Regions from separate parts of the Mus musculus genome. Here all the other regions are linked to region 2. The links are chromatin loops, found by intact Hi-C in ENCODE. Cell type or tissue: left cerebral cortex. All regions are shown on one strand.

Evidence for each region. A loop is a pair of places that touch in the nucleus more often than their neighbours do. Peaks named below come from ENCODE experiments on the same cell type or tissue, not always from the same donor. Only the 100,000 strongest peaks of a DNase experiment are listed, where the experiment ranks them.
Region 1: it touches region 2 in a loop (2.1-fold over the local background); 5 of 42 quality-filtered maps call a loop at or near these places.
Region 3: a loop joins it to region 2, with 2.5 times the contacts of the local background. A loop is called at or near these places in 5 of 42 quality-filtered maps.

What each region holds. Positions count from the first base shown.
Region 1 is chr14:122,374,031-122,382,030 of GRCm38, forward strand. Clybl (citrate lyase beta like) reads left to right here. Exons shown (of 8, transcript NM_029556.3): 4 at 1,852-1,953; 5 at 3,754-3,847; 6 at 5,173-5,340. The region is part of intron 2 of Gm5089 (predicted gene 5089); the gene reads right to left. Among named protein-coding and RNA genes, the nearest start is that of Gm25464, 10 kb to the right of the region's middle. In left cerebral cortex, no CTCF peak of the experiment used is centred here; no DNase peak of the experiment used is centred here.
Region 2 is chr14:122,470,598-122,478,597 of GRCm38, forward strand. It overlaps Zic2 (zinc finger protein of the cerebellum 2), which reads left to right and starts at 4,787. Exons shown (of 3, transcript NM_009574.3): 1 at 4,787-6,150; 2 at 7,943-8,000. The coding sequence starts at 5,079. 2610035F20Rik (RIKEN cDNA 2610035F20 gene) reads right to left here and starts at 4,602. Exons shown (of 5, transcript NR_045046.1): 1 at 4,306-4,602; 2 at 3,851-4,005; 3 at 2,396-2,580; 4 at 794-1,092. In left cerebral cortex, no CTCF peak of the experiment used is centred here; DNase peaks (open chromatin) are centred at 3,393, 3,602, 3,952, 4,481 and 5 more places; H3K4me3 peaks cover 4,428 bases; H3K27ac peaks cover 3,521 bases.
Region 3 is chr14:122,383,464-122,391,463 of GRCm38, forward strand. It overlaps Clybl (citrate lyase beta like), which reads left to right. Exons shown (of 8, transcript NM_029556.3): 7 at 735-859. It overlaps Gm5089 (predicted gene 5089), which reads right to left. Exons shown (of 4, transcript NR_033326.1): 2 at 3,749-3,827. Gm25464 (a small nuclear RNA gene) reads right to left here and starts at 4,697; the gene lies at 4,591-4,697. In left cerebral cortex, no CTCF peak of the experiment used is centred here; no DNase peak of the experiment used is centred here.

The DNA of each region.
Region 1 (8,000 bases), 97 kb before region 2:
GGGGATGGGGGAGGGGCTAGCATATTTAATTTTTAAATGCCCCTATTGACTATAAAGCAAAAGGCATTGGAGATTTTTGTTCATTAAGAACAGGGGATATCTTGTAAAAGATTTATCTAGTTGTAAACTTTACGAATTTTGCAGTTGTAACGACTATCCCAGAGAATAGTTCAAGTAGCCTTGTAAGTTTTCTTTTTTTTCCCTCCTTCCTTCCTTTCTTTTTTTTTTCCTTCTTTTTTAATGAGAAAAGAAAATCAGTAGCTAAGTACTCAACACCCAAGCCACCAATATTTCACTACTCATTTTCAAGTTTAATTGTAACATAAATTACGTTTTATTTTTCACGGCGTCTGATACCATACAGGTTGCCCCTGAGCTTTCTCTCAGCCCTCTCGTCACCCTGGCTGTTGTGTGGTGGGTTATTCTGTTCCCTGAAAGTTACTGAGAGGTGACGGTGACGCCGGCTAAGAGGGAGGGGCGGAGAGCCACGGGAATCATTCTTCATTACTGAAAGCTGTGATTTATTTTAGCCTAATTGTAAAGTTACTGCAAATCACTCAAAAGCTTTTTAAAGATCCCAATGATTAGGTATTTTTAGGGGGGGGGGTGCAGGCAGGCAAGGAGGGGCAGGTAAAAAGGGAAATAACACCTCTAATCCTGCTTCTGGTAAATAGGCTGCCAGCTTTTAAAATGAGTTTCCTTTCTATTAGTGAGAATATTATGCTAAGCCTTAAGCATTAGTTTTTTTATGTTGCCATAGCAGCCCTATTCCTGCAGGGTTGACCTGTGATGATTACAGTACAAAGCTTATAGGGTCTTGAAACCCCCTTTGAAGATGAAAAGTCTTTGATGGTTTATATTTATGCAAATCTCTTAGATATGATTTACCCAACTGAGACTGAATGGAGAGATGATTAAAATTCCCTTTTCCTTTGATATCCATTAATGGCTGAATATTCCTTAAATTTAAATGGATAGATATGTTTTCAACTTTATTTACAAAAATATCTTTATTATACCTGTGTTTCTTTCTTTCTTTCTCTCTTTCTTTTTTAATCTTCCCACATCTTATTAGATCTAGATAGACATAATAGATTTACAATTTAGATTGCGGGGCTCCCTCCCCCTGTTTTTGAACCGGGGGTGTGGAGGATCTGCAAGCGCTTTTGTATGTTTCCAGATGATAGATTTTGGAATTTGGGCTACCCCACTGGCAGCACAGAGCTAGCTGTGAACTGGTCTCATGGAAAAAATTGGCAAGCTTTGGTCTTCAAAGAATTAAACTTCCTTTTTAAGGTCTTCCTAGGTAAGCTTAAAAAAAAATATATGAAGAAAACCCTCTGGAACAAAGGATAGTGGCGCTATAACGGATAATTCGGATTGCACATACGTAAAAGGCAGCCAACAGTTGCACATGTGTTGGTGTTGGGTCTGAAACAAAAAACCGAAGGGCAGGTAGAGAGGTCTGCTTTGTTCTGAGCGCCTGCCATTTGCATTCCGTGGAGGAGAGAGGGTGATAAGTCCTGAGTAAATATGTTTTCCAGGGAAACATTTAAACTGGGGATCTCTTTTTCCCTCTCGCTCCTAGGCCTCAAAGTGTTCCTTTCTGAGGGAAACGGATTGTGGTGTTTGAGATTTCCCTGTGATTTGGGGTGGTGGGGGGGACCTTGTTACCTTCAGTTTTCTCTGCTTTCCTTCTTCCTTCCTGCCCCCTCCCCATTCCTTTGTGTGGATGCTGGAGGCTGGGGTAGGGTATTTCCTCAGGTCAGAGGCTTTTCAGCCTTGCTCTGTCTGCATTTCAGGGGCTGAGCTTCTGTTCTGTCTAATCACCTATGACATCTCTGATTTTAGTTTTCAGACAAATTTTCACTCCACTTAAAAGGCCGAAAACTTGAACAACCAATGAATTTAATCCCCTTTGTGGAGACTGCAATGGGTTTGCTCAATTTTAAGGTAAGGAAGCCATCCCTAGCGTGGTCATGTGAGTTAGTATTTTACTTTGATTTTCTAAAGAGAACTTCTGGTTGGTTTTTTGTTTTTTGTTTTTGTTTTTTTTTTTAATTTGAACATCTACTTAAATTTTTTTTTAAAGAAAGATTTATAAACCAAGTAAGTTATTCAAGCCATTTCTTATCTGTCCGGCGACAATAACAAGGTTGTCAATATCTTAGAAGACAAAGAAACTAGTTAAAAAAGAAAAAAGAGGTCTTCTCAGTCTCCAAACATTTATATGTTCCTGGAGTATGCATAAAAATTAAATCACAGAATACATATATGCTTTGAATTAGTACATGCATAGATTAAGCATACATGGAAATTTTATTTTTCACCTTTATATACCGAGTTTGAATTGCCCTTCCTACCAGTTGTCTTTCCATCTGCAAATACCCTGGGCTCTGGTACTATTATCTGAAATCCCTAGCAGATATGATTATTGTTCATAGTTCCTATGTATAAATAATCAATAGCCTCTTGTTTCAGTTTGCCACATTTCAAACATAAAGTATTTTCTAACACACATTCAAAAAAGATGAGCTGAGCCAATTCTCAGCCACTGTGTGGCTGCCTTACCACTACCTGCCTTACCAGATTCATAGCCAGCTTGTTTGTCCCTCTTGATCTTCAAGCCTTTGTATCATTTCCCAGAACGTGTGTGTCTCTCTCGCATCACCTGACTTTGAATGGCCGGCTAGCACTCCCTGTACTTCTTCCCGAAGTTTCTAGCCCTTGGTTGTTTTGTTTCGGTTTTGCATTTTGATTTATTTAATTTTTTTCCACTCCAGAGAGTAGGAGGGGGGAAAATCACTAAAAAACGGAAGTAGCTGACCTGCGATGAAGTAAATCAGGGTCAGAGGAAGCTTTGGAGATCTGTAGGACTGTGTAGGAAGGGCCCAGTGCAAATGTTTAGGGGCTGCCTCCAGCCCTGTCTCGTGACCAATTCCTTCAGACAAACAACCACAAAGTCCTCAGCTCACCCTAGCACCCTCGAGTATAATCAAAAGCACATCCCAGAGCTGGGATCAGATGCACACAGTGGTTTCATTTTAAAGCACAATTTTGCCATTTTATTCAGTAATGTACTTAGGAGCTCTCACAATGCCTGAAATTAATCAACAGTATCTCCACCACTCCTTTCACTCTTTCCCCACCCACACAGATGTTAGTACATTACAGCCGCATGTCCCAAGACTCATAGCTACATCTATAGCAAACGTGATCCGTCTTTACATTCAGCTAGACGCGTCAGAGAGTTGCTTTATTCACACGCCCTGGGTGACTGGTAGCATTTTTATTTTCTCTCTGAAGTTATTGGTGTTGCATGGCCTGACTGTAAGCCTGAAACCACGTTACTTGATCCCAATGCAAATAATCCAATTAGTTTGCTTTAAAAAAATTATTTTTTTTCTCCTCTCTTGTGGTTTTATGTTTGTCATTTAAGAGTCCTCTTAAAACAAAAGCAAATTCTGGAGAGACATGAATTACCTATAGTAAAAGCTAAAAGTGTTTACCAAAAGTTATCTAGAAAATTGGATGTTGTATAATTGGAGTGTTCTAACTACATAATAAACTGTGATAGCCATATTGATGAAACCACCAGGCAGAGCAGGTATGTATGAGGTGTTTCTCTGAAGACTAGGAAATGCTGTAGGAAGATCTCAGTTTGTCTTAGCCTAAGTGTATTAGGATCTGGATCTTTTCTATTGCTGATGCATTGGCTCCCAGCCTCTGAGACCCTGCTCTGCTCTTTTCCAGGCAGTGTGTGAAGAAACACTAAAGACTGGACCTCAAGTGGGTCTTTGCCTAGATGCAGTCGTTTTTGGAGGAGAAGATTTTCGAGCCAGCATAGGTGTCAAAGATCTGTCTCCAACATCTCCCCTGCCCTCAGTTGTGTGTGTGTGTGTGTATGTGTGTGTGTGTGTGTGTGTGTGTGTATGTGTGTGTGTGTGTGAGCGTGCGCATGCTCGAGAATTTTCTTCTTTGCCCCTTCACAAAGGGACATTTACATAATAATGTGTATTTGCTAGCCCCGATGGTGCCTTTTCATGACAACTGACCACCACTTCCTGATAATTTAGGCTCCATCTCCTGCTTCCAGAGTCCCACCTTATTATTTCTACTCATTTATAAAATAACTAATAAAAGCCTCCACAATCTCAGGCATGTTCAAGAATGTATGGGGTCTACTCGGTTTCTACTACTACTGGTGCTGGCTTAAATATGTTGTCTTCACTTAAGCGTAAGACCTGAGCCTCTAAATGGAGTGTTCAAGTGCTTCTGCCTGAGCCTTGATGCCGTGTTTTCTATGTTAAATGTAGAAGGCCTGTTTAAGATAGATTGTAAATTTACCTTAGTGTATATTTCAGAGCATTTATTGTACCAGCCCTGCTGATATCCCTTGAGCCCTGTTCCGGGTGTCTCTATGGTTGGAGAGTTACAGAGTTAGAACTATGGTTGGCCAAGGTTACAGAAACTGTTTTCAGAACCACACTCCAGTGGGCTGGGGACACTCTTCCTGAGCAGTGGGTATTATAGCCCAGGTTTAAGCACTGACACGTTCCCTCCCCTCAGGGAGAAAAAGAAAATTTTATTTTAATACAAGGCTTTCCAGGAGACATTCGTGTGTCCCACAGCTAAGTGTATTTTATTACAGTAGGCATTCAGGCACTTTCTGCCTCTCCCAAAATGAGGGTCTTCCCACCCCCCACCCCCCGCCCCCAGGTCCAACCAAACCCCAAAGCACTAGATCAGGACATCTTTGAGGACAGATGTCACAAGACCAGCTTATGCCATTCCTAAGAAGTGAGCTATTCCCTACCCCCCACCCCCACTCGCAGCTTCCTGGACACTTGTTATAGTGTTATCTTTGGGCTGACACTCTCCAAGTGATTGCACAAAGGAGGTAAATCTGCTAGGGGCCCCTGTGATCCGCTTTCCTCTCCCAAACGCAACTACGAGTGATTGTATTGGAAATTGTTCCAGTCCACTAGACATATATGCCATTCCACACTTCTTCCCTATATTCCTGCCTTCCTGCGTATTGGAATAGTTACTTTTCTGGGAGACAGTTTCCAGGGAGGCGCGCATGTCTTTATAACCTGGTTTCTGTAGTATACGTCTGGGTTTGGTTTCCAAGGTTAAAGCCTCCCTTTTTAAAGCGTAACTCACTTCCAGGTGCAACAAGCAACAAAGACACCCAAGACATCCTCTATGCCCGGCAGAAGGTTGTTGTCACGGCAAAAGCCTTTGGCCTACAAGCCATAGATCTTGTGTACATTGACTTCCGAGATGAAGACGGACTTCTCAGACAGTCAAGGGAAGCAGCCGCCATGGGCTTCACTGGTATGACTCCTGGTGCTGTCTTAAAGAGCAGTGTGTGCATTAGTGGGCATTCCAGAAAATATAGATGTCTATGGATCTCATACCCTGTAACATGAGAAGGCTGCACAGAGCAGAGAGCACCTGATGATCGTCACCTGGGTTGTATGTGGGTTGTTGCCTTTCTTTCTTTCTTTCTTTCTTTCTTTCTTTCTTTCTTTCTTTCTTTCTTTTTTCTTTTTTTTGGTTTTTTTGTTGTCTGGTTTTTTTTTGTTTTGTTTTGTTTTTGTCTCTGCAAATTACAAATATATATGCATGTATATGTGTGTGTGTATGTGTGTGTGTGTGTATATATATATAATTATATATATATAATTTTTTTTTCGAGACAGGGTTTCTCTGTATAGCCCTCAGCTGTCCTGGAACTCACTCTGAAGATCAGGCTGGCCGGCCTCAAACTCAGAAATCTGCCTGCCTCTGCCTCCCAAGTGCTGGGATTAAAGGCGTGCACCACCACCGCCCGGCACAAAGCAAAATATTTGATTGAATTTTTTTCCTTTACACTTTCCTTTTCTGTCTCTTTAAGTATATCGTCTAATTTGAGCTGATCCCAGGCAAAGGATGAGACTATGATGGGAGGGTTTGAGAGTGAAAAGGTCAGGATTTAGATTGGTGAAATATAAGAAAATGTTTCTAAAATAGCTAAAGTATTGATTAATTTTCAATTGATATTACCTGTGATTTTTACTTCTGACTATTTTTAAAAATCATTTGGCCACGGGAAGCCCCTCTTTCCTCCTGTGTCTCCCAATAAGTGTCTGTGTACCTGCTGCCACCTGTGGGTACCTGCTGGCACCTGTGGGTACCTGCTGCCACCTGTGGGTACCTGCTGGCACCGGGGTCAGTGGATCCCTCACGGGTCTGTATGGGGAAAAGGCAGGCAGCTGACGGTCACCAGTGCTCATCACTCCTGTCCCTGTGAGTTCAAGGAAACTGAAAATCAGGTTTTTGCAATGGAATTCTGGTTTTTTTTTTTTTTTTTAACCGTAATAGAATCTTATGTATAAATGGTCCTGTTCGGTTGTGTACACATGATAACGTGTTTTCTCTGTCTCTCTGTCTGTGTCTCTGTCTCTCTCTCTCTCATTCTCTCATTGATTCTTATGTTTTAAAGTGCTAAGATTGCTAACTATAAATGTATCCAGCAAGAAGGAGTAGAAGGAAGGAATGGTGTTTATCCCTTTTATAAATTATTTTGATACTATACCTAGTCAGATTTCAACTACATGTCTCACAAATTACCTTGGAATGTAAACTGTATGTTGGCGGAGGATGTCTTATCCTGAAACAAAATGGAAAGACTTAAGCAATAGTATAGCTATCTTAGAATGAAATAAACTGATGTTGCTTTTCATATATAACAGAGTACTGACATAATCCTGAACCTCTAATTCTTAAGCTTAAAGACATATGATCCCATGCACAGCGATGTTTCTTAACGGATCTGAACTACTACTGCTTTCTCCTTATATTTAATAGAGGCAGAGAGAGAAAGGAATCCTCCTGCTAATCAGTACGTGGGTGGGGCATGCCTGTCCTGGCTAGTCAGGATGTGGCCCCAATGGAAAAGTTGGGAGAAAAAGGCCCATGAAATCTATCTAATAAGAGACCGATGTGGTTGGCCTACAATATGTGGCACTGGCTGCCAGGCACCCTGGTCTCAGCCATCAGTCCTTCGTGTCCCTGCTTTACTTCCCCACCCCCACCCCCAGCTTCCTCTGGGGTTCAAAGTTTTCTCAAGATACAGGACTGAATTGAACTGGTCCCCAATTCAATCTCAGAAGACAAGCTATTTCAAATCCGGTTTAAATGTCTAGACTGTGCCCAACTCAGCACGAAGAACCTATGGACCTGGCACTATTGTTTCTGCCCAACAGGGAGCATTAAATCACAGGAAGATGGAAGCTGGGGTGCGGGGAGGCACTGAGGGCACAATGCCCATTGTGCCTCCAAGTGGCAGAAGCTGTAAGCTGGGGGGGGCCACACTCTACACATACGTGCTGATTTTGAGAGGTCTTTGTTTCCCCGACTATATTTCCGCACACTAAAAAAAAAAAAAAAAGTGATCAAAAGATATGAGACTGTGTATGTTTTAACTCATGCCCTCTCTGAGTGTTTTATGACTCGCAGGATCCTAGGGTACTAATTTTTAGAACTTATTTGTGATACCTTAAACCTTGCACGAGAGAGGGAGAGAAGCAGCAGAAGATGGGGCGGGGGTGAGGCCAAGAGGAGAAGGCAGAGTGTTGTCACCAACTGTACAATACTTATCTGAAGCAGGTGGTCAAAGGCTCTAAAAACCAGCCAAAGTGTCCTGTTATTCATAACTCGAGACTGGACCAGGGCAAGGGTTTTCGGTACTTCAGCATGAAAACTTAAGTGTGTACATACACGTACAGCCTTATTTTATGAGGTTATAATAAAATTATATAATTTCTCCCTTCCTTTTCCTCCCTCAAGAAAATCTAGCATCACATCAAATAGTAGGCTGTAGTTTTCTTTTTGCCGTCTTTATTGGATGTAGTCCCCACTTGGTTTAACATCAATCCCAATGGCTGTATACATTAACTTTAGGGTATTTTAAATAATAAAAAGAGACCGAAACTAAATTGTGGGAGGAAGCG
Region 2 (8,000 bases):
AAAGAGGAGATGAAGCAAGGAAAATTAGTTTTCTTTTTCCAAAATCACAATTTCTGTCACCCAGTATGGGAGGGTGGGGGTGGGCTGGGTTCTTCTAGCTTCTTCTCCCCTTTTCTGACAAGTACAAAAGTATTTTCATCTCTGTCAATAAACTACTGGTGGGCACATATTTTATATTGAGGTTTTTTTTTTTAATCCGCTCGAACTACAGAGTTTAATTATAAAGAGAAAAGATACAAAGCCATGGAAGAGCTTTATCTTATGAGATCTTCTCATAGCCTCCTTCCTAATGTTATTTAACAGTTACAGCTTTGGCTAGGATTTTCACAACTTCCTCTCCTCTTACATTATACCTTTCTAAAGTCATGTCAAAAGGCTTTTGTTCTATGTGGGTTTTATAGAGGGGGCTTCCCAGAGCACACATGTGGTCTTTCATGTATCAGGGGGTCACCCAACTCAGTAATAGCTGAGAAAGCAGAATCAAAAGTAACCTTCAACTTAATATCCTGTTGATTATCTTGTTGGATTTTTGCCTCTAATATAGATGGAGGTGGTGCTAGATGGAGGTGGTGCTAGAACTCTTGTAGAAAAGGAAATTATTATTATGTTAGTTATTATTTTGGCCTAAGCTACAATGTATTACATACTCTTCTTCACAGCTTCTCTCCCCCATTTTTACACCTTTCTTTAAGGGAAAAAAATTGGAGTGTTACTGGGGCCAAGAGTCACAATAATATATTCAGTGGATAGCCAAGTTGTTTGTATTTGGTGTCTCCTTTCCCACAATGTATACCTTTGTGTGTGAGAACACAGTGGGTGAAGTGCAATGCATTTATTCTTCTGTATGTATGTGCACATCACGCTATAAGAGATCACAGTAGACACCATTCAAAAGGAGTTGCTCATGATTGCTGGGATGTTTGTGGAATTTGCTTCACCTCATCCCTTATTTTTCTTCTTGTAAACACACCACGAATTTTTGATCAAGCCTTGGTTCTCTTCACTCGCCGGGAAATGTACCCTTGCCAGGAGCCCTGTGGCGGATATCCTTCTCAGCCACAAGCTGAGGTTTTGCCCAGTGCAGGTTTTGCCCTGTTTGAAAAGAACAATTTGGGGAAACTTAACAAAGAAAGAACTGGCTTCCAAGCGTTGACAGTTACCGGTTTGGGAAGTTTGACAGAGCAGCCTTTCTAGAAACCTGTTGGAAAAAAAATGATTTGCTCAGTGTCTGCCTGCCTTCACTCCTTCCTTCTGTCCTTCCTTTCTTCCTTCCTTCCTTCCTTCCTTCCGCTAAGGAACCTGAGTCTACTTTTGAGGCAATAGTCCTGAAAGCCTTTGCGCGTTCTCGCAAGCGCGCGCGCGCGCACACACACACACACGCGCGCGCGCGCGCACACACACACACACACGCGCGCGCGCGCGCACACACACACACACAGGCACACACAGGCACACACACACACACACACACACACACACACACACACACACACACACACTTGTTCTTGCCCTCGCTTTTTCCTCTCCTTCCTTAAAAAAAAAAAAACTGTCAAGAAGGAAAAGGTTTTTTTTTTTTTTTTTTTCCTTCTTCTTCTTCTGGTTTGCAGAGAAATAAAACACTTCTGAAAGAGGGGACCGAGACATGACTTTGAACTTGGTTCAGCTCCTCTGTTTCCTGCAGTGAGAGGAGAACTGGAGCTGGGAAAGAATAGCCAGGAGGGCCCAGCCGGCGAGCTCTCCGGCGGGAATTAAGGCATCTGCCCTAACGCTCGGCCCTCGAATCCAGCGCCCAGCCGCGCCATCCTGAATTGCGGGCTCAGCAAAGAAGAAATCAAAGCGAAAGGAGAGAATAGGTCAAAAAAGAGAGGAAAGGAAGAGTGGGGAGGGGGGTGAGGAAGTGGTAGAAGAGGAAAACCTACAAGTGTGAGGGCTTGAAAGAAGGAAATAAGGTCTTTGGGTAGCAAGGCTGTTATTCTCACAACCAATCTTAGGTTAAAAAAAAAAATTGGGAGTGGTAGTATTTTTAGAGCAAACCAATACATGCACTTTTCAGTATAAATTGCTAAATAAGGCAAGCAAATGTGAAAGACTGAATTAGGCAGGCTTTTAAAATAAATGGATTGAAGCCTTTCTGCTTAGATATTTTCCATCTCTCCCCCCTCCCCTCCCCCTGCGGTCTAGCAGGCCAGTGTAGCTTCTGCCCTTTGAGGTAGGGGAATGGGAGGAAAGAGGACCATTTCCTCTCTCCAGCTTCTAGGAAAGCTCATGATTTCGGTCAAGATGCCTTTTTCTTGTGGTCGTTTCTCCCGTCCCCCTTACCAAGGAATGGGGAACACGGAGGAAACAGAGGGAGCCTTGGTAGAAAGGTTGGCTCCAACAGTTGAGCCAGACCCACCTAAGGTTTGAGAGGTTGTTTGATCAGGCAGGAGCTCATATTCATTGCAGCAAATCTCAACAAGAGTCTTCTTCCAGCGTTTTTGGTGATTTCATTTCAATATAAATTTCGAAGTATGTTGTTATTCTCTTGCGCGAATTTTATCTCAGTTTCCAGAGATTTATTAATAAAAGCAGTTCTCAGGCCTGCGAAAGGTGAAGGAAGACGATGGTCACGGGCTGAACCTTTACACTTCCCCAAACTCTTGGCCCGCAATTCCCTTTCCCATTACCTCTTACCAATCTGAGGGCGGTGGGACAGCCATGTTCTTAGTGGGAAGCCAGCCTGGGTTCGAGGGCGGCGCTTGGGAAGCTTTGCGGTGGCTTCACCAAAGAGTGACACTTACCGTAAGCCCCACAGTTTATTTTTTCTGAGGCCCTGATTCTGATACGGCAACAGCCAAATTAAGGCCTAAACCTTGCTTGATTCTGGGCATTCCACTTCCAGAACCAATGTGGCTGTGGACCGGGTCAGGAGGTATCCACCCGGAGGGAGACACTGTCTTTAAATGACGTCTAAACTGCCCCTCAGGGTCTGCTGCCTAGTTTACTCCTGTAATCTGAGCTGAACATGAGCGGCCAGGGCGGGGGGTGGGGAGGTGGGGATGGGGTGGGGGCAGGGGTGAGCTAAGTGCGCCCAGGGGCAGGTGGGGACCACCGCCTGGGATGGGGGCGGTGTATAGACGAATGTCCAGGGAGTGGAAAGAAGGGATAAGTTTGACTATCTGTGTCCACCATCCTTCATCCACGCTTTAACGCCTCAAAGCAAATTGGTCAAGGTGAGAATGGAGAAAGTAGAGTGCCTGTCCAGACTGGGAAAGACCTGTCCTTGTCAGGAAAAGTCTCTTCGCTCCCTCAGGGTCTCGGGCTTGGTGACTCTATAGCTAAGGGTGCTTTGGACTAGAGTTCCCGGATTTTTCGGTGTACTTTGGTAGTGGATGCAATCTCTGGGGAGTTGGTGGCCTCTGACAAAGTATACGGGAGCAGGATCGGGCGGAAGGGGACAAGACCCATAGACCTGGCACCGCGTTAGGCTCGCAGCTGAACTCTTGAATTAGCCGGCTGGTGACGGGAGCCACAGAGCCAGACGCGCGAACGAAACCCTGCATGCTGGCAGGCCCAGTCTATGGGTGCGTTGGGCCGCTGCTGCAGCTGCACAACCCAAGCGGGGCTCAGGGAAGGTGGGGCGGGCTGGGCGAAGGATTGACGAGGCCGTGATGGCCAATAGCGGTTTCTGGAGGGCGGGATGGGCGGGAGTCCCCGTTAAAGGGGCGGTGTGACCAGGAGGCCGAGCCTTGGATAAGGAGGGAGGGATACCCGGGCGGGAGACCCGGCGGGTACGCGGGGGAGGGGAGAGGAAAAGGAGGGGACAAAAAATAAAAAAATAAAAGGCTGCTGCTGCGGCCTCAGCGCCCACCGAAATAAACAGAGGCGGTGGCGAAGGCTGCCCACTGCAGCCGCGAGAGAGGAAGAACTCGTGTTGGCCTCCTAGCATTTGCTTGTGCCGAGGACTTCGCTCTGTCCTCGCTGATGCGAGCACTCATTCCCGGACTAGCGCCCAGAACAGATCGGCTGGAGGAAGGGGGAGAACCAGAGAACACTTTTTTATTGTTGTTATTGTTTTTCAGACTAGCCTCACCCTGCTCCCCTCCCCCTCCTCGCCTTCTCCCCTCCCACAGTCCCCCCCTCCCCTGCTCCTCCCCCTCCCTCCTCCTCCAGCCCAACTTAAAGAAAGAGGGGACGACGCGCCCGTTTCCTTCATCTAGGGGAATTCGTGACCGCTGCAAGTTTACTACTCCGGGCGTCGCCAATGCCAAGCTCGGAGGGCCAAGAGGGCTAAACCCCCGCAGCAACCGCGAAGCCGAACAATACCGGCAGCGCTCTGGGCGGCGTGAGCAAGGCCTCGGGGGAGGGAGCGGCCACCCGAGAGCGCCGTGGACTCGACGCCTAGCCTCCTCCTCCCGGCTGCCCAGCGCCCCTGCGGAGATCAGGTGGAGCGGCGGGTGCGCCAGGCTCTGGGGCTGGCGGAGCTTGTTGCTGTCCGCTCCCTGCCAGCTTGTGTGCGCACAGCCACTGCCCTAGGGCACTGTGGCCCCGCAGCCGCGTTGACTTCATTCGGCGGATGCCGCTGATCTCAGCCAGGCTCCTGGTCCGCCGGCAGTACAAGGCAGCTAGCGAGTGAGTGCGTGCGTGCGTGCGCGCGCGGGGGCGCGCAGGGGTGGGGGCCGCGGCGCTGAGCTCGCCCTCCGGCGGCCCCCCTCTCCTCCGCTCCCCACACCTCCCTCCGCTCCCTCCTCCCGCCCGCCCTCCCCTGCCCTGCCCGCCCGCCCCCGCCGCAGCTCCTTTAATACACTTTGGTTCTCCGCCTGGCTTTGGACTCTTCTCCTCCTCCACCTCCTCCTCCCGCGCCTCCTCCGCCGCCGCCTCCTCTTCCTCTCCGCGCCTTCGCTCGGTGCCCGGCCGCCTGAGGCAGATACAGGCGGCGGCGGCGGGCGCACCAGCCCGGCTCCCGAGACTGCAGTCGCCAGTATTTCCACCGCCGGTTCACGGAGCCGGGCGTCCAGAGGACGCGCCTCGCCGATCCGAAGAGGAAATCCAGGCGGCGGGGTTCACCGGCGCCGGCGGGGCGGCCGGGCGCGCTGGCCATGCTTCTGGACGCGGGGCCGCAGTTCCCGGCCATCGGGGTGGGCAGCTTCGCGCGCCACCACCACCACTCGGCCGCGGCAGCGGCGGCTGCGGCGGCCGAGATGCAGGACCGCGAGCTGAGCCTGGCGGCAGCTCAGAACGGCTTCGTGGACTCGGCCGCGGCGCACATGGGCGCCTTCAAGCTCAACCCCGGGGCACACGAACTGTCTCCTGGTCAGAGTTCGGCGTTCACGTCGCAAGGTCCGGGTGCTTACCCGGGTTCGGCTGCTGCAGCCGCTGCGGCCGCGGCTCTAGGGCCCCACGCCGCACACGTTGGCTCCTATTCGGGGCCTCCCTTTAATTCCACCCGGGACTTCCTGTTCCGCAGCCGGGGCTTCGGGGACTCGGCGCCGGGAGGCGGGCAGCACGGGCTCTTCGGACCCGGCGCCGGCGGCCTTCACCACGCGCACTCGGACGCGCAGGGCCACCTTCTTTTCCCTGGCCTCCCGGAGCAGCACGGGCCGCACGCCTCGCAGAACGTGCTCAATGGGCAAATGCGCCTAGGGCTGCCGGGCGAGGTGTTCGGGCGCTCGGAGCAATACCGCCAAGTGGCCAGCCCGCGGACCGACCCCTACTCGGCGGCGCAGCTCCACAACCAGTACGGCCCTATGAATATGAACATGGGGATGAACATGGCAGCGGCCGCAGCCCACCACCACCATCACCACCACCACCCTGGTGCCTTTTTCCGCTACATGCGGCAGCAGTGCATCAAGCAAGAGCTCATCTGCAAGTGGATCGACCCGGAGCAGCTAAGCAATCCCAAGAAAAGCTGCAACAAAACTTTCAGCACCATGCACGAGCTGGTGACCCACGTCTCTGTGGAGCACGTCGGCGGCCCGGAACAGAGCAACCACGTCTGCTTCTGGGAGGAGTGTCCACGCGAGGGCAAACCCTTTAAGGCCAAATACAAACTGGTCAACCACATCCGCGTGCACACTGGCGAGAAGCCCTTCCCCTGTCCTTTCCCGGGCTGTGGCAAGGTCTTCGCACGCTCCGAGAACCTCAAGATCCACAAAAGAACTCATACAGGTAATCGTGGGTCAGCAGTGGGAAGAGGCACCTCGAGGAGAAATAAATGCACAGACTGAGCGTGTGTGTGTGTGTGTGTGTGTGTGTGTGTGTGTGTTCGTACGCGTTGGGGAATGACCATCAGCCAGGGACCTGGAATGGGAGAGCGCAGGACAGCCAGGGCTTGTTTTTGTTGGAGGATGGTAAGAGTATTATTAGACTGGGATTTTTCCATGTGCGGAAATTGAACTTTTAAACGATCAGCGTAATACCAAATATATGCTTGGAGTGATGCGATTGCCACCCCCCACCCGCCCGTCCTGCTCAATATTTCCGTTCTAAATAGAGCGCACAAAATAAAACAATTCGGCTCTAGCTCGATGTCCGGGAAGCGAGCATAGCAAGGATTTTGCCAGCTTGTCTGACTGAGCTTTTCTGCCCCGAGTGGATTATCTATTTTTCAGAGGCTCGTGTTTCCCCCATTTTTTTTTTTTTTTTACACAGGGTCCAAACGTCCTTCTCAGGACTGTTTCCCATTAAATGAATCTGGTGTGAGCCGAAGCTGTAAAGAGGTTCTCATTTAAAAAGTGTTTTTAAAGCCCATTTTGGGGTGGGTCGCAGGGGACTGACGGTGGTTTGTCAGCAGTTTGTGAGATTCTCTAATGGGCACCAGAGGGTTTGTGATTACCAACTTCGACCCTCGCCTGGGCTAACCAGAGCCCCAGGCAGTACCGCCCCGCGGGGCTATCGTGAGAGGAGACGCAAAAGAACGAGCCTCTCGCCTCAGATTATTCATCTTCGACCAGGTCTCAGCCAAAATCGCAAAAGACGATTTGCTAAAAGAAAGCCAAATGTTTTAGCAACTTCCCTCGTCAATATTTACTCCGAAGTCGGGATGAGCCAGCGGCCTATTGTTCTCTTTTGGGAAGGGAGGGAGGCGAGGTGCGAGACAAGCTTTTAACAAGGTTTAAAATTTGAGAAATTTATTTGCATGAAATGCCCTGTGTCTGAGCGGTTGTCTTTAAAAAACAGTTTAGGTGCTAATGGAATTTAACGTTAACTGGTTCCCTTTCCAAGTGGAACGACGTTTGAGTTCTCACACCTCTAAATGACTCCAAGCATTTGGAATCCTGGCAACAGGATGTAGGAACCTCCAGAAAATTAAACAGGGAAAATTTGAAAGGTTTTCCTGACTCCAACCCCTAACCCATTTGCTGAGAGGTACAATCATTAAAAGACTACCTTATCTCTCATGTTTATTTCCTCCACCCCCCATTAAAAAAAAAAAAAGACTGGCGATTATACTAGGATTATGATTAACTCAATTTGCAGAGTTTTTGGATGATAAGTACTGGCTCAATCAATCTCCATATCCCAGTCTCCAAACAGCTCACAGCATCTCCAAATATGATTGCCTACTGGCTCCAAAGAGGAAACGACAGCAGCCCAGCCGCCTGTGTGATTTTGATAATGCCCCAAATATTTTGTCAAAATAACAGCTTCTCGATAGCTAGACCAACTTGTTAGGGAGCTGGGAATCCAAAAAGCTCTGCAAAAAGGCGAACAGGGCCAGGGGCACCCCTAAAGTCGTTAGAAATTTAAGGAGATAGGTGTCAGTGTGAAGGGAAGTTTATTTTCATAATTATGAAATAAACGATAGAACCTGTTAGTTGGCTCTTCGTAGGGGTATCCAACCTGTTTCAGAGACTCAGCTCTCTCCCCTTTGCCCTCTACTCTGTACCCTGGCATCCTTGGTGAGGACTTTGGGGGTCCTTGGGGGTCCCATAGCAAGCACCCTGTTTGCAATCCACAGGGGAGAAACCTTTCCAGTGTGAGTTCGAGGGCTGTGACCGGCGCTTCGCCAACAGCAG
Region 3 (8,000 bases), 87 kb before region 2:
TTCTTATCATTTGAAGACAAAACAACTCTCATACTATCAGGAGAAAGGGAAGATCCAGATATATTTTGGAACAGATAAATTTTCTCTAATCTTTCTATTTAAAAAATGTGAAGTAGAGTAATCTAGATGCCACAGTATTCAAATCTGCCTTTTAGTTTAGACATATTTTCATTGAAATTGACATGTTTAAAATAACATGCTCAAAAAAAATGAAATGTATCATTCCAAGGCAGTGTTTGGTATTGATATGATCATAACATCTACTGCGAGCTGAACTATAACTGTCTGTCTCTGGTATATGAGCTATAGAAAGCACCACAAGCCCCCCCCCGCCCCTCCCTCCTGCAAACAAGCACTAGACAGCTTAGACAATTTGAGAGAATTCTCATTTAATTTCACTCTACCTTTAACTCAAAATAATGGATAACTTGCAGACATTCTCCAGTTAAAATCCAAGGAAAGTAGTTATTTAACAAGCTGCCCAATCTAGCCACCTGTAACTAAAAATGCGAGCTTTTCTACGCTGGAGGCGCACGTCTACGTAAATCTAGAGTGCAGTAACTCCCATACTTGTGTTTGCTCTTATGTGGTTTTCTGGGAAAGTGTGTCTGATTGCAGGTCTTACTTTGTACTGTTCAGTTCCTCAGCACCCACTCTATGAAGCATCCAGGGATGTCCCCAGCTGGGTGCATCTGGCCTGCCCTGAGCCTCCAGTGTGGTTGCTCTCTTTGCAGGTAAACAGGTGATCCACCCTAACCAGATCGCAGTGGTACAGGAACAGTTTACTCCAACCCCAGAAAAAATTCAGTGGGCTGAAGAGCTGATTGCTGCCTTCAAAGAACACCAGCAGCTGGGAAAGGTAAATGTTTTTGTTGATACCTCGATTTGAGTGGTGCTGGAGTTTAAAATATTACAGACAAGGATGGTTTAAGGAAAACTCATTACATTTGGCAGGAGAAACGGGAAATGTGGAACGGAAATAAAATTTATCAATGAGAAAATTGCGGAAGGTAGACAACTATTCCTTTCCCTAAATATCTCACTAATTGGTCCCCCTGTCTCGTCTTATTTATTTTCTTCATAAGCTGTATTGGCAGTCTCAGAATAGGCTCTGCCGTGTCGTCTTCGACACGGCGCTTGTATGAGAGTGATTTCAGATCAAAGTAGGAGCGCGTTGCAACGAAACAATCACAGTTTGACCACATGGTTCTTGTGGAGAGAAGAAATAAATTTCAAGTTATTTTAATTGGGGGGTGGGGAGGGGTGGGGTAAAAGAAAAAGTCCTAACATCTCCTCGGGTTTAGTCATTTAGGAGTAGGAGGTTGTAGATGGATTTGTACCGATTTCTGGACCCGAGATTTGGAAAGAATGAAAGGCAAATTAACACTGGGTACGGTTGTTCTAATTTAGTGCTTCATTGAGCCTGGCGTTTCCCGCTCTGTGGGTTTCTGCTATGTAAATATTGCGGTGGTAATGCACAATCTGTCTCCACTTTGTGCCAGTAACACTTAAATTAGGTGTCGCCTGAAGGAAGATTTTATGCTAGTTGCAGCATTGTTAGTTAATTATCTTAAAGGTTATTTGCAATAATACCGTTTGCCTCTTTTTCAGAGGGATGGGGGGACGTTGCTTTTATAAATCTGTCCTGGAGATAATCTCACCTCAGCCCGTGACTTCTGTAAGGAATGGAGTTGCCATGCCCTCCACTCAAAACTGCTTAGGAGAGGAAGGGTGCTAAAAGATTAGTAAGGTCCTAGATGTTAAATACTCACCCTTGTGAAAATAAATAAATAAAAACACAGCAGAGAAGCAAAATCTGGTTTTCAGTGGTGGGTCTGTGACACCCATGTGAGAAGTGTCCTTTACATGATCCCTGGCTGCAAGGACACATGAAAGTCCCACGACTTGGACAAATGGGTGACAACATTAAGTAGGTCATTCCCTGTGGATGTCTGCCTTCAACCCTGACCAAGCATACCACCTCCCTCTTCCTCTCCACCCCCTGCTCCACACACGGACTAACCTTTGTACAGACACACGCTTAATATCCAAAGGCAGAATATCTACATAGGAAAGATCCTATTTGGACAATATACCAAATTTACGAAAAATAGGGTTGGTTTGTTTTTTTTTTTTTCATTTCATGTCAATGGTGGCCATCAAAAAATTATCTATTTCACAGAAAAGTAATTTTAAGTTGAAATTGTATTTCACATTTGTTTCTGTATTTCAATCCAAAATGAGGATTGCAGTAAATGAACATATTTACCTAGAAAGAAAAGCTGTGCAATCTTTAATCCACACATGCGAACCCCATCATGTCCTTCCCACATACCTGTATGTATGCAGAAACACACACACACATATACACACACGCACAAGTGTACACACACACACGCGCACACACACACACACACACACACACACATTCACTCTATGTATCCTTTTCCTCTATTCTGCCTTATACCAGCGGACAGTGTGCAAGCAGTAAATGCATATTGAGAGAGTAAACTGAGGCAGCATGTGCTCCCTTGAGATGGATACCTGGCCTTATAAGCAGATGGTAAAGGTTAACCCACACACACACACCTCACCAGCTCCCAAACAAAAGTCAGACCAGAAACACTCCCTTTCTGCCTCTTAAGTTCCTGAATAAAGACTACAAACTGTGCCCCACCCCACCCCACCCCACACACACTTTTTCCATTATATCTCGAAAATATTATTCCTAGGGAAAATTGCCCAGGCCTTTGATAATGGTGATGTAAATGTTAAATCTGGGCTTTTTTTCCCTTTTCATTCTCCAAATAAGAAGTGCCCCTCTTGTTGGGGTATAATTAGGGCATTCGCTTTCACAACAGTGTGGCAGGCCAGCTTTCCTTAACACAGAAGCCGGCATTACCTATTAGGTCATTTCTCCTATGTCCACTTTGTGGAGGTTTGATTTCCAACAGCAAATGGCCCTGGTGCTTTTTGTCCAGAGAGGCTTAAATGACTCAAGTAATGGAGCCTCCGGTGGGGACATATGGTTATTTTATCCAGTTAGCATGATCCTTTCACTGCGCCTATAAACTAGCTGGCCTCAAACATTGGGCCTGCAGGTAGGTGCCTTGGGTCTTGAGGGGCTCGTGTGGTTTAAATAGTGTGTGGGTTATTTTGGCAGAGATCCCCTATAAAAAAAGCTCACGGCAGTAGGAAGTATCACCTCCAACAAACATTTCATCTGTCTTAGTTCAAATGAGTACCATTTATGAAAAATACGAACTCCCGGATATTTTGTCCAAAGCACAGATGACTCCCAAGGCTGGAAAATGGATGGCTTGCGTCCTGGTGAGGTGCTCATGAGTTTCCCCGAGGCCCTATCCCTCTCCTCTGATGAAAATTTCATTTAATTAATTCCTTTAAGTAGAAACAGTCCAAAAAGGCACTACGATGTACCCTTGCTTTTCTCCCACCCCCGTCTTCAATTACACCGAAGCGTGGCCAGAGCTGGCAGTTAACAGTGGGTCAGTTATGTTTTCTGATCGTGGCAATAGTGAAAAGTCCTACATTTTCTTCCCCATCTCTCTAAATGACAACCGTGGGAAGGCTTATGTCACGAGCAGGTGAGTTGTTGGGGCTCAGACTTTCATCATCCTGTGTTCCTTTCTCTTAGTTAGCAGTTCCATGGAAATTGAGTCTGATGCACTTAGTATGAGAGCACGTGAGAAAACAATTCACCCTAGAAAAATAACGCTACTCAACTCACCTCTTCTATGACCCTTTGGCAGGTAATGGTGCTCAAAAGATAGGTTGAGATTAGTCAGTTTTACCTGGCACAGCCATCCCTGTTAATAAGAACAGAAGTAGTTGTTGGCTAAAATTTGGAACTTCAGCTTGGTTTCTCTTATTAAAATCCGTTACTAAAAGGTCATTCAACATATGCTCTATTCCTGTTTTAATTCCCAGGATGTAAAGTATTTATAATTTAACTAACATTGTTAACCAGACAGATTCTTCCTTCCTTCTAGAAAAAAAATGTATTCTGAAATACAACCTGCAAACCATTAGTTCTTCTACTACATTTGGTAAAATGTGTTAGCTGGGATAAATCATTTCCGTGTGATTTGCTTTAAAAGTATAAAGGATTTTCTTTAAAATTATCCATTTGTCATTTATATATCTTTTTTTTTCATTGTGGAGATTTTATAATATCTGGAAATTCTCCATTCAGAACTGGATTTAGTGTTTGCTTAATGAAGAAACATAGCTCTCTTGTTTTTCTTGTTTTTCTTTTTTTAATCCACTAAGAATTTTACATAATGTGAAACCTGGATAAGTATAGTGGGAACTTCTCAAGTCATTAGTTACTGTTGGGATCAACAGAAACTGTAATTACATAGAATCTAGTACCTGTAAAATATGTATTAATACAATATATAAAAGCATATTTGACCCTGTGTATTTTTCACATCTGAATTATGACGTTGCTGCTCAGGCTTTCCCCTCATTCATCGCTTGCTAGACAAAGATGACAGCTCGAGAAATAGCTTGTTGCCTTCTAAAAATGATCACTCATCAAAGAAAATCTTTTTTTTTTCCCCAACATGTAAGAACACAGAATTCTTCCTGAACTTGAATGTCATCTTTGCAGAAGGGCAAAACTAATCTTCGCAGTGTCTTTCCAATTTTAGTATCTGTGCTGCTGAAGGAGGCACAATCAAAGGAGATCGTAACATAACATAAGAGTTGCCACTTCCTTCCGGCGTGGAGAGTATGAAGGAATAGCGGATATATGTATCGTATTTATGATGACTTTTCTGCTATATCTGGCTACAAACCTGAGTTTAATTCCATTTTTCAGGCGATCTCTTTTTAATCCCATCACTGCCCTGAGTGTGTCATGTGGGTTTGGAAGGATTTTGTGTGAACATTTTTAGCAGTTTTCATTCATTACAGCTTCACTAGCTGACTAAACACCGAGGGAGTGGGGAGTGTTCGCTCAAGATCCAGGTCCCATTAACAGTTATAAAGGTCAAGACAAGGTCAGTAGTGACGTTACCGCCATAAGTGTCACGTAACTGGAACGTTCCGGTTTTACTCATGAAGGAGCAATAGTGTGGACTAATGAGCTGACATTAATAAACACTTCCTATGCGGGGAACATCAATTACAAGCGATCTCTTATTAACGCATAAAGGAGTTGCTTCCTTTCCTCTCGGACTGCCAGCTGTACTAAATCACCCCTTCTAAATACAGAAGGCAAGTAGTTCTCATAGGTGTGGTCGCAGCTCCGCACCTTTCCTTTACGCTTCCAAGTGCAGAGGAGCTTTACAAAAAGAAACACTGTTGGATCCAGATGGCTCTCTTGAAGGCTCCCCGAGAGAAGTCTGGAGAAATCTCTCCAGCCAAAAATATTGTTCCCGCTTGCTCAAGCGCCAGAAAGCCCACTGCCACCCTTTCACACAGATCAAACAAACCACCCAAAGACTTGGTTGTTGTCTTTGTCCATGGAAAGATTTGCACCACTAAGTGGTGACAGCGTGTCCCCGTCCACGCCCAGCCACCCATCCCACACAGCCTTTCCCATCTATTTCTGAATAGCAACAGCACCGGGTAAATCCCGGGTAAAAGTGAAAGATTCAGAGATCTACTTCTGAGATTCCTAGTAATTGCTTTTTCCCTTTGTGTCCCTGTTCATTTAAAGTTTTCAGAGCTGTACACTATACCAGCTCTGAAAAGTCCAGCCCTTAGGAAATCTGAGGGCATCAACACAGACTTTATGACAGATTTGATATATACCAAATTACAATTATAAAAGAAAGAAAAACGCATTTAAAGCATGGTAGTGAATTTTCCCCACTGCTTAAAACTAACTGCATTGCTTTTAGAGGCAAATGGCCAGTCCAGTGTTAAGGGAGAAGAGGATTTTTGTTTGGTTTGTTTTTGTTTTTATTTTTTTTATAGGTTAGGGTTGGTAACTTTTTAAATTATTGGTTTAATCTTTATATAATGCTTTAAAACCTATTCTTAAAGGTAGTATAACGAAATAGCTTTACTTTGTATTCACATTTTCCCCTATATCTAAAAAAAAAATTTTTTTTTAAGTATTATTCTTGTTGCTGGGTAAATCCCAGGAGTCTTATAGTCAGACCTAAGACCCCAGAAAGGGTTTGGAAATCTCTCACATGCAAGATCGTTATAAAGCTATGACCCCCATTCTTAAATGAAATAGTACAAACGTGGTTTCTTCTGTATACCAGTAAATACTCACACAAATAATGGACTGTATATGTTAACTTTGTGTTTGTGGGTGTGACGTGTGTCTGTGTGTGGGTATTGTGCTGGTGTGCATGCTGGTGTGTGCCCATGTGAGACGAGGGATCAGTACCAGACGTCTTCCTCTCTTGTTGTCTACCTTATTTTTTGAGAGATGTTCTCTCACTGAGCCTAGAGCTTGCCATTTTGCTAGACTAGCTGACCAGCAGACCCCGGGTCGCCCCAGCTCCATTGGGGATGCAGACATATACCACTGCCTACAGCACCCAGCTTTTACATGCACGTGAGGGATCCAAATTCAGTTCTTCATGCTTGTTCAGAAAGACTTAGCCCACTGAGCTGTCTCCTCAGCCCCCAGATAAGATCTTAAAAGTATTTCCATTATAATCAAATTCAAATAGGACAGGTAGTTCAGATGTGTACGCAGACACACGTCTGATCTTGAACAAAATGGAACAAGGAGAAGGAACAGCCTCTGGGTGCCCACCCCACCTTCCCTGCGATCCCAGTCCTGTCCTGACCTTGTCATTACCCGTCCCCTGGAAGGCCTCTTGAATGGCTAGACTTCAGGGTAATGTGGCATTTACTGTTGGGCTTTCTGTCAGCAAACGCGGCTTATGTTTGACATGGAATACTGTTTGGTTGATTAGTTGGTTACCCAGGATGACTTCTGGTCCCCACTTCCACCTCCAGGCTGGAGTTTCCCAGAAGCCCTAGCTTTTTGTGGTACTAAGGACCAAGCCCAGGTTTCCTGTTTCCTTGACAAGCTTTCTAACAATGAGATATCTCTCAAGCCTACCGTGAAGTATTCTAAACTAAATAAAAATATTTATGCATTTAGCCATGTATGCTAAGGGCACAGTGTGAGAGACCCTGTACTCTGTCCCTGCACTAGAAAAACACAGAAGGGGGAAGGAGAATCAGAAATGGAATAGCCACTATGTAGTTACTGAAACACTAATAAAATATACACCGACGATGGATGAATTTTATGCACAAATCATTTAGTAAAGCCACTTTGAGGAAAAGAAAACAAAAACAAATTAAGGAACTATAACCAGAAGATTGAATTCCCTAGCAAATTTAGAAACCCCTTTAGATTTCAATACTCAGAGAAATCCTTAATAAGTAGCTTTTGTGTTGCCTGATCTTCCTTATCCAAGATATTGAGAACAAAGGCTTCTCTCCAGTTGGGTCATTCTCCCAGATATTTTCAAGGTAACTCTTGTTACCTGCCTATCTTATATCAGAGGCTTTGAGGACAGCTTTTTAAATAGAAAGGACTGTGGATCTCCCTTATACTTTGGTCCATGGAGACCTCCACCTGCACAGACTGGTCACAGATGAAGAAGATCATCTCCGAGGTTTACCTCAGCTCTCCTCTTCCTTTGCATCAACCTTGCCAGCCTGGCGCCCCTCCAAAGCTGTGCTCCAGAGTGGTTACCCCACCCCCACCCCCATTTCCTGTGTTAGTCTTACCGAGGATAACACCTTTCTTTCCTTTTCCACATAGAGTGAGAGCTAGGTCATTTTATGCTTCCTCTTTACAAAGCTAAGTGTGAGCACTGTCCCTTCATCCGTCTGTCTCTCCCCTTTTTCACATTCTGAGAATTCATTCTGTTTTTATAGACTATTCTGACCATTTGCCATTTTTCTGATCTGGATATTTAATGAGCAGTTTCAAAGAAAAAAAGAGAGAGCAGTTTTCTCTGCCTTTCTAAATTATCAAAAATTTATTTGTC